Linked DNA regions of Homo sapiens: region 1 is linked to region 2. The links are chromatin contacts, found by Hi-C or POLR2A ChIA-PET in ENCODE. All regions are on one chromosome and are shown on one strand. Each heading gives the region's core, a stretch centred on a gene start or an enhancer-like site at or near the end of the contact. The rest is flanking DNA. Distances are from core to core; before and after follow the strand shown.

Region 1 (3,960 bases), core at 453-2,952, 130 kb before region 2:
CTCAACATGAAAAGAGTTAATAGTTTTGATGGTGGGAGTCCTTTGAAAGACCAAGTCACATCATCTGGGGAAAGCAGGGCCCTGGGAAGACATAAACTATCTCCTGTATCTCTATGACCACTGCCTACATTGCCTTTGTCCATGTAAGTGTTGTGTGACTTTGACAGAAAGAAACCGGAAGGTAAAGGAGCCGTGGTCATAAAACTTATTTTTCTTCCTTTCTACCTTGTTACTAGAATCATGTACTCTTGAGGACACAGCTATTGAATCCTGATTGATAAGCCAATCTCAATTGGCCCAACCCAACTTTCCTGGCCTCCTCTGCAGCCAAGAATGGTCATGTGACCTAGGTCAAATAATGGGGGGAAAGAATCAGAGGAAGGGAAGCTTTAGGAGAAGCTTCTATTTCTTGAGAAAAGGCTCCAGCCCCTTCACCTTTCTTTCTGCTTAGACCACAGCTATGAGGCCTGCAGGCCTTGTGACGCTATGGTGGCAAGCCAATGCATGAGGGATGCCAAAGGAGAGACCAAAGTGGCCTGGGTCTTTGCAGACATCCAGTGAAGAAACCAGCCCCATACCCCACACTGTGTTACATGAGAAAAGTTAACTCTTGCTTCATGGTTGTGAGGTATTTTGCTAATTATAGCTGGGCACACTTTTAATTTATCCAAACAGGTTCCCAGACATAGCTGACTAGCTTGTGACAGTTTGCAAAGAATTTTCAAACCTGTCTCTTGTCTGATCCCTGTGTCAACAATGTGAGCTAGGAAGAACAAGTGCTGTGAGACCGTTTTAAGGATAAAAACATGGTTTAGGTAGGTGAAAGGATCTGGGCAGAGCATGGAGATGGTTAGTGGCAGAGTAGGATTTGTCTGGGCCTACTGAGTTACCATCTTGGATGGTGCTGGTAGGAAGACCTACCCTGGCTGCTAAATGAGTACCGTTTTCAGGGGGCCTATCCTTGGATCACGGTCCTACAGAAGCCAGCACACTGTCACAAAATATAAACAAGGCTAATTCAATATTTTGGTCTCTGGCCTCAGCTGAGAAATAAAGATTGGCCTGCTAGTTTCAGCTGCTTCCACTGAGCCACTGCATGAGGATGAGGGATAATTTCTTTCCTCCCCTAGGTCCAACAGCAAGGAAGGCTCTTCCAGACAGGAGGCATGCTGGGGTTAGAGGTCACAGAGGAGGAATGAGTATCTGGTCCAAATAGTGAGGGATCGGTCCATGAAAGTGGTTAAACTTCTGCTTCTCCTTCAAGTTGTTACTTACATTGTCACTGGTTTAAATGATTCATTTGCCAACTCCTTCGAAGTAAACGTTATCATTAAGAATAAGAAAATAAAAAGACACTGTCTTTAGGACAATTTAGGACAAATTGTGTGTATCTCCAGTAAATGATATCCATTTTAAAAACGGTAAAGAAAAGGAGGGAAGAGGAAGGAGGAGAAGTGAGGGAAGGGGAAGAAGGAGAAAAGGAGAAAGGGAAAGAAAGAGAAAGAATGAAAAGGGAGCGTTTGAATTGAGTATTTCAGTGAAGACTCTCTTAGGCAATAGGTTAAAATTCCACATCTCCCAGAGCCTGGTTTCCTCCTGGAAAAACACAGACAGTGCTGCTGCCTTATAGGGTTGTTGGGAAGCTCCTCATTATTCATTGTCGGTGTGCTGGCACCATCTGGAGGCCTGGCCAAACCTTAGCACGCCTTGAGAACCTGGAAGATCACTAACTGGTCTGGATCAACAGGGCTGTACATTGCTCTACTAATTCCTTATGGTGGCAATGTTACTCTCTGGAGTGCCTGGGGACAACCTGCAGGACCCTCTGGGGCAGCCCTGTACTGACTCTCACCTCTGTGGTCATGAAACACCCCCAGCAGCCTGGAAGAAGATGAAAATACTTGGTGAAAGCCAGCACTACTGACTTTCTGGGCCCTCTCCAGTTGACGAGATGTGCTCTGACATAATTAGGGAAGTGAGATGAAATCCCCCCAACCCACATGTGGACAATCACTCCTGCCTTTTCCCTTAAAGCCCATTTGGGCTCAAGAGATATGCTCTACCACCCAATTTTTAACTTCATTTAAAAATTTCCCTCATTTTTCCCTTGACCAAGTCGGTATTTCTGCTCTCCAAGCTCTCTAAAGGCAGACATATCTTTTGAAGTCCTGATACGCAAGTAAGTTCCTAATAATTGGTTCTGGATGACAAGAATCACATGCAGTGAAAACTGAAAACCAACACATTTCATCTTTAGAATAAAGCTTTGTTTCACTTGTTTTGGAACAAAGGCAAACAGTTGTAGCCCATTTCGGTTTCACTACTCTGCATAGTGGATTTCAGGTTTCCACACAGAACCGTACAGAACCTTTCCTTGAAATCAGTACCACACCAACATAAATGTATTTATTTAGGCTTTTGGGATTTGAGAGGATGGGTTGGAGACAGAGGAGGAAATTACCAAGAGAGAATCCATTCCTTGTAGTCCAGTGTGTTGGCTACAATACATGATGTAATTCAAATCCTGACCACCTGAGGAACCTTTACCTCTATCTGCTTCAGTTCTTTCACTCAAAAGTGGGGTTAATAATAGTATTTACTTCATAGTCATTGTGAAGGCCATGCCTGGAACACAGGAAGCACTAAAATGTCAGCCATTATCATCTCCTCAAGGAGCTCAATCTATCAAAAACAGAATCAAGAGGGAGAGAATCAAAGGCTGGCCAGCAGTACAAATTACAACTGAGCAGGGATAACTCCAGCGTTCCCTGGAGCTCTGCTGTCCCTCGAGACTAGAGCAAGAGTCTCGATTTATCCAGTGCAGTGGCACTATCTCAGCTCACTGCAGCCTTGACCTCCCAGACTGAAGCGATCCTCCCACCTCAGCTTCCCGAGTAGCTGGGACCACAGGAGCATATCACCACACCCAGTTAATTTATGTATTTTTAGAAGAGATAGGGTTTCGCCAGGTTGCCCAGGCTGGTCTCAGACTCCTAGGCTCAAGTGATCTGCCCACCTCGGCCTTCCAAAGTACTGGGATTACAGGCATGAGCCACTGTGCCCGGGCTAGTCCTGATTATGTTGACTGCAGATGGACTCGTTCAGTACTGAGGGCTGCACAGCCACCGCTGGATTTTGAGCATATGCTGCATATATGATTTTTATTTAAGTAAAGAATTGTGTATCGATGCTAAACATGACTTTAGAAGCAAATATATTAAAAATAATTTCTAAGTTGGTTTATCACCGATTCTCAATGCCATAATACCCTTTCTTGCAATTGAAGGTTGAAATCTGCTTCCAACAAATATTCCACATTGTAAAGTCTGCTCCCAATCTGTGTTTTTTATATAAAACTCCATCAACAAGCTCTGTTCTTGCAGGGCCTATGTTTCAAGGTGTTTATGACATGGATCTGCACTGATGTAGAAGGTTCCACAGGGTAAATCTCATGATTTTCACGTCTATCAAAAATTTAAGTATTCCAACTGGCATGGTAAGCCCCCAGGTGCAAATCCATACTAACACTTCATATACTTGTGTATGTGTAAACAGCCACCGGAAAGAGGTCAGACTTCCTTCAACTGGCCCAATGCATTCCACTGGCTTATATGAATCCCCCACCCTTCCCAGATTTAAGATTTGCTTCTCCACCTCCATTTTAAAATCATACAACTAACTTTGCTTTTCTCTCCAAGTAAAAGGCAGAAATCTACACACACTTCTGTTTCCTTCTACTGCTGTGATTTTGCTCCATTGGCTGATGTTTTAAACAATGGTTGATAAGGACCATAGAGAACTCATTCCAAGGCATCCTATTTTTGGTGTGTCTGAACCTCTAGCAGTGTTGACGAGGAATGAACATTATTCTCCCAAGATGAAGCTGGAGCAACCTCAGGGATTTTCACCCTTGAACCAAATGAAGCCCCCAGTTCTCCTTCCCCAGCTGAGAAGGCTTCA
Region 2 (4,213 bases), core at 560-3,059:
TTTTTAATTCAGGCCCAGGTATCTATTCACATGAAATTGTATGACAAAAAAGCACTACCCTAATTAAATGCCAGATGAGAGTTGGTCACATATCTTGAAGTTCCAAGGCTGCTTGCCTGACTCCCATATTTTAAGTGACAACTGTCTTTAGATGTTAATAATTCAACTTTGAAACAATTTCTACTACTTCTCTTTTCAGCCTCCATCTCAATTTACATTAAAAGCAACTTAGAGTGCTTGGTAAGTTATTCTTTAAAATGATAGCCACTCCCATTCATAATTGGATGAATATGGACTGCTTCTACCGTGAACCAAAACACAGTGCAGAAATCAACTGGGTGCTAACCTTGCATTGACTGCACAACCTCTTACCAAACTCCTGGTTTTGTGCTCACCACAGAACCACATCTCCCTGGTCTAACAATCAACTTTAACAGGAAATATGATAAATTAAAATGTATAAAATACCTTTTTACAGACTGGAAGACAACGTCTGGTTTTGCTTAGGAAAATATCAAATGCAAACCCTCAATTTACAGAGGAAGACCCTGAGGCCAGAAAATATTATGTTTTCCAGTTAGAATCAAACCAGCACCCCAATTCCTGCCTAATACTACATGGCCTCCGCCAAACCAAGCTGAGTCTACCAGCTGCATGCGGAAACTCAGAAAGGAAGAGACCTCTCCGTATGGAACACAAAACAGAAACCAAAGTCCAGTACTATTAAGAAGCCGTGAGTCTAATGCAATGTCCCACCAACCTCAAGGGTTGAATCAACACATGAAAGGGAGAAAAATACACATTTACAGGATTACTGGTGTAAGAAAGACAGATGGAACGGGGACGGTGGTGGGGGGCAGTCTTCATCTAAATACAGTTGGTGTTAAAAGGAGAAGCAGAGGAGGAGAAGGGACAGGCAAAGCAGCTTTCTCTTCTAAAATAAATCCAAATTCCTGGGAAGAAGCTCTGAGGTCATTCACTCCCCCAGATGGCCCAGTGCCACCAACCTGATAGAGCCCACTCAGCAGGTGCCCAAAAGCTCAACTGTGAATCCCTGACAGCTGTGATGCCACCAACTCTCTTCTAGCTCTAGGAAGCAAAGGAGCTCAGGAGCAGGCAGGGTGCTGCCCAAGAAATAGGTATGAACAGAGACCTTTCACTTTCAGGACCTGGGTCCTTTTTTTTTTTTTTTTTTTTATAAACAGGAAAAACACATTCTAAATGAAAACAGTCTGTTCCCTTTGGAAGTGGCTAAACTAGTCTTATTTTAATTAACTAGCTGAAATACACCTGCTAAAAACAACACACCTTTGCTATCTTGGGAATACTCTTTGAATATCTGGGTTTTAAACAGCCCATCCCCTCTTACATTTGAAGTGATCAAAGCAAGACAGTCCTGTACCCAGAGTTTTAATTCATTACACTACACTTGCATTTTTCCTGTGGGCAGAGAAAGGAAAACCTCCAATGCCACCCACCTGAAGTGCATATTTGTCTTGCAGTTATACCATCCACTCAGTGGAGTTCAGGGCTCCATATCTGGCATCAATAGCAAAATAAATTTCCAAACACTGTAACAGGGCTGGTGAATCTGGGTCCAGAACATGCACTCTTCTTCCTGCCCTCTCTATTCCCAGGTTCTGCCACACCTACCCCAGCTGTTCTCTGACATTCACAGGTATAAAGAAGACAGATGGAAAGGAGATGGGGGTAGTCTTCACCTAAATACAGTTGGTGTTAAAAGGAGAAGCAGAGGAGGAAGGGACAGGCAAAGCAGCTTTAGAGGCAAAACAGGCCACTAGAGGGCGTGGGTGGGGTAAGAGAAAACCAACATTTGATGATTTTATCCTGACTTAGTCTCTTGGATGTGCACATTACTGGCAGGTGGACAAAAGGGAAAGAGGACAAGAGTGAGAAGGAAGCTGTGGTTGCTGGAGCAGATAAGATCTTCACATGTTCTATGAGTTTCATTCACTAGGCCCATACGATATTCACAGTTGAGAGAATTTCCTAACAACAAAAAAAGGCAACAGCGGTAACTCCAAGAATTCTGAGGGGCTGGGCGCTGTGGCTCACGCCTGTAATCCGCACTTTGGGAGGCCGAGGGGGCGGATCACGAGGTTGGGAGGTCGAGACCATCCTGGCTAACACGGTGAAACCCCGTCTCTCCTAAAAATACAAAAAATTAGCCGGGCGTGGTGGCAGGCGCCTGCAGTCCCAGCTACTCGGGAGGCTGAGGCAGGAGAATGGCGTGAACCCGGGAGACGGAGCTTGCAGTGAGCCGAGATCGCGCCACTGCACTCCAGCCTAGGCGACAGAGCAAGACGCTGCCTCAAAAATAATAATAATTCTGAAAACAACTACTAAACCAAAACAAAGCACGGGTCCCTGAAAAATGAAATAAATCACTTTAATCCAATGTTTCTCAATCTTTGCACAACTGACATATGGGTCTGAATAATTTTTTTGTTGTGGGAAGCTATTAGAGGTTTAACAGCATTGCTGGCCTCTAGCCACTAGATGCCATTAGAGCCCTCCAATAACCCTCTATAACTAGAGGGTTGTGACAATCGAAAAATGTCTCTCAACACTGCCAAAACTGCCTCGGTTGAGAGGGACTGCCTTACCAATCAACAGGATCTTACTCACCCACTGGAAGATGCTCAGACAGGTTCTGCCCATGTAACTAGAATGCAGAGTGAGAGAGAAGCAGACCAAGGTGAACCTGGGAGTCCATCACCACCCCTCAAGACCAGCAGGCTCAGAAGCCTGTGCTGAGGCTGTGGAAGGCCTCAGAGTGAAGGAAGGTGGCCGACTGCTGATGCTGTCTCAAGGTGACTGATAAATGAGTCTCATTTTCTCCACATCTCTCAGTGCTGTCTGGGCACTGACTGAGAATCTCATTCCTAGGCTAGCTGTGCCCAATTTACTAATGAGTATTAAGGCACTGGGCCTCTGCTCCAAAGACCTGGTCCATAAATCAATGAGCACAGGGAAGAAGGCTTTGAGCAAGACCAAATCTGGATGATGCTTCATCAGACAGCCATTAAAAAAAAAAACAAAAAACGCTAGGATTGTCACCTGGCATCCGGCCCAGGAAACCATGAACAGGCTTTAAGATAGGTTGATAATGACTCTCTAAGAAGAAAGAAAGAATCATCTGTGAAAAGATCACACAGCATGTCAATTTGTCAGGTAGGTCTCCTTAATGTTGAATGAAAATACTCAAAAGATTTGCTTCCACTCTCAAAGGACAGTAAAGCCACAAAGAAATTTTATAATAAGTGTAAAATGCACCTTTTCTCTGAGGATCAGACTTCTGGCAACACTCTACATCTAGAAAAAAAACCAAGAATGACAACAGGCCAAAATGGCCCCAGTAATAAAGAAAATCACAATCACAAAAATCACCACACTTATTTCAAAAATATGGGTAATGCCTTCAAGATAAAGCTCATTATTTCCAAATGCTTCCTAAGCCCTCCAGCCCAATTACCCCGACCCCTAGTACCCCTCTCCTCCACCTCGGGAGGAGCACCGGCTGGGTACTGGCCTACCCCAGGAGTGTTCCAGCTGCCCTATTTGCAGAAAAGGGACAGTCCTCCCCAAATCTGATTTGGTTAAAAAAATGAACTAGCTAAGCAGTGAAGAAATACATATGTGTGCACACACATGCACAATCTGAAGTGACCACTCAGGCTTATCCAACTTAACCTTATAAAGAAGTTCTCATCACTTCTAAAATAAAGTTACAGTAGTCAAGCCACTCAATCGCACAGCCCTAAGCTTTAACAGACCCAGAGTCATAAAAGTCAAGGTCTGAATTTTCTTAGGGAAGAAATCATTGGTTAGATGCTGGCTGATAAGTTCACTAGTTCCTTAATGTATACACCAAGGTCAACTCTCCCAAACACTGCAAATAACTTGGGTCAGCCTGACTGGTTTCTGGTCACAAACCCTCAGTTTGCACAAATGATAAACCAGCTCAAGTTAAAAATGGAGCTTCTCAGGAGAGTTTCTTGCCCTCAGAGCTTAGGACTGACTAAACCAGGACCTCCCAACTATGATGTACATAGAATCACCTGGACTGCTCTTTAAAAAATAGAGATGCCCAGCTATCACACCCAAAGATTTTGATTTACTTTGTCTCAGGTGTGGCCCAAGCAGAGGTATTTTTATTTTAAGCTGCTTAGATGATTTTAATACACAGCCA

What was found. Hi-C counts contacts between places; a loop is a spot of excess contacts on that map. ChIA-PET counts read pairs that join two places held with the same protein, here RNA polymerase II (POLR2A). Pooled maps may share reads with other maps.
Region 1: a map of dorsolateral prefrontal cortex shows a loop between it and region 2 (2.6-fold over the local background). The contact joins two enhancer-like sites. A Hi-C loop is called at or near these places in 2 of 168 maps with a recorded cell type or tissue (OCI-LY7 and dorsolateral prefrontal cortex) and 2 of 50 pooled maps. POLR2A ChIA-PET finds 5 or more read pairs at or near these places in 2 of 52 experiments (OCI-LY7 and WTC11).

Annotation. Positions count from the first base shown.
Region 1 is chr2:134,373,818-134,377,777 of GRCh38, reverse strand. The region is part of intron 10 of MGAT5 (alpha-1,6-mannosylglycoprotein 6-beta-N-acetylglucosaminyltransferase); the gene reads right to left. Among named protein-coding and RNA genes, the nearest start is that of MGAT5, 120 kb to the right of the region's middle. Within about 2 kb of position 1,702, at least 3 of the 41 ENCODE cell types and tissues checked have a DNase peak (open chromatin) inside an H3K27ac peak, as active enhancers do; they include dorsolateral prefrontal cortex, where a contact is called at or near this core.
Region 2 is chr2:134,243,152-134,247,364 of GRCh38, reverse strand. It overlaps a transcript of MGAT5 not described here. Among named protein-coding and RNA genes, the nearest start is that of MGAT5, 8.8 kb to the left of the region's middle. RefSeq lists enhancers at 1,701-2,201, 2,202-2,702. Within about 2 kb of position 1,809, at least 6 of the 41 ENCODE cell types and tissues checked have a DNase peak (open chromatin) inside an H3K27ac peak, as active enhancers do; they include dorsolateral prefrontal cortex, where a contact is called at or near this core.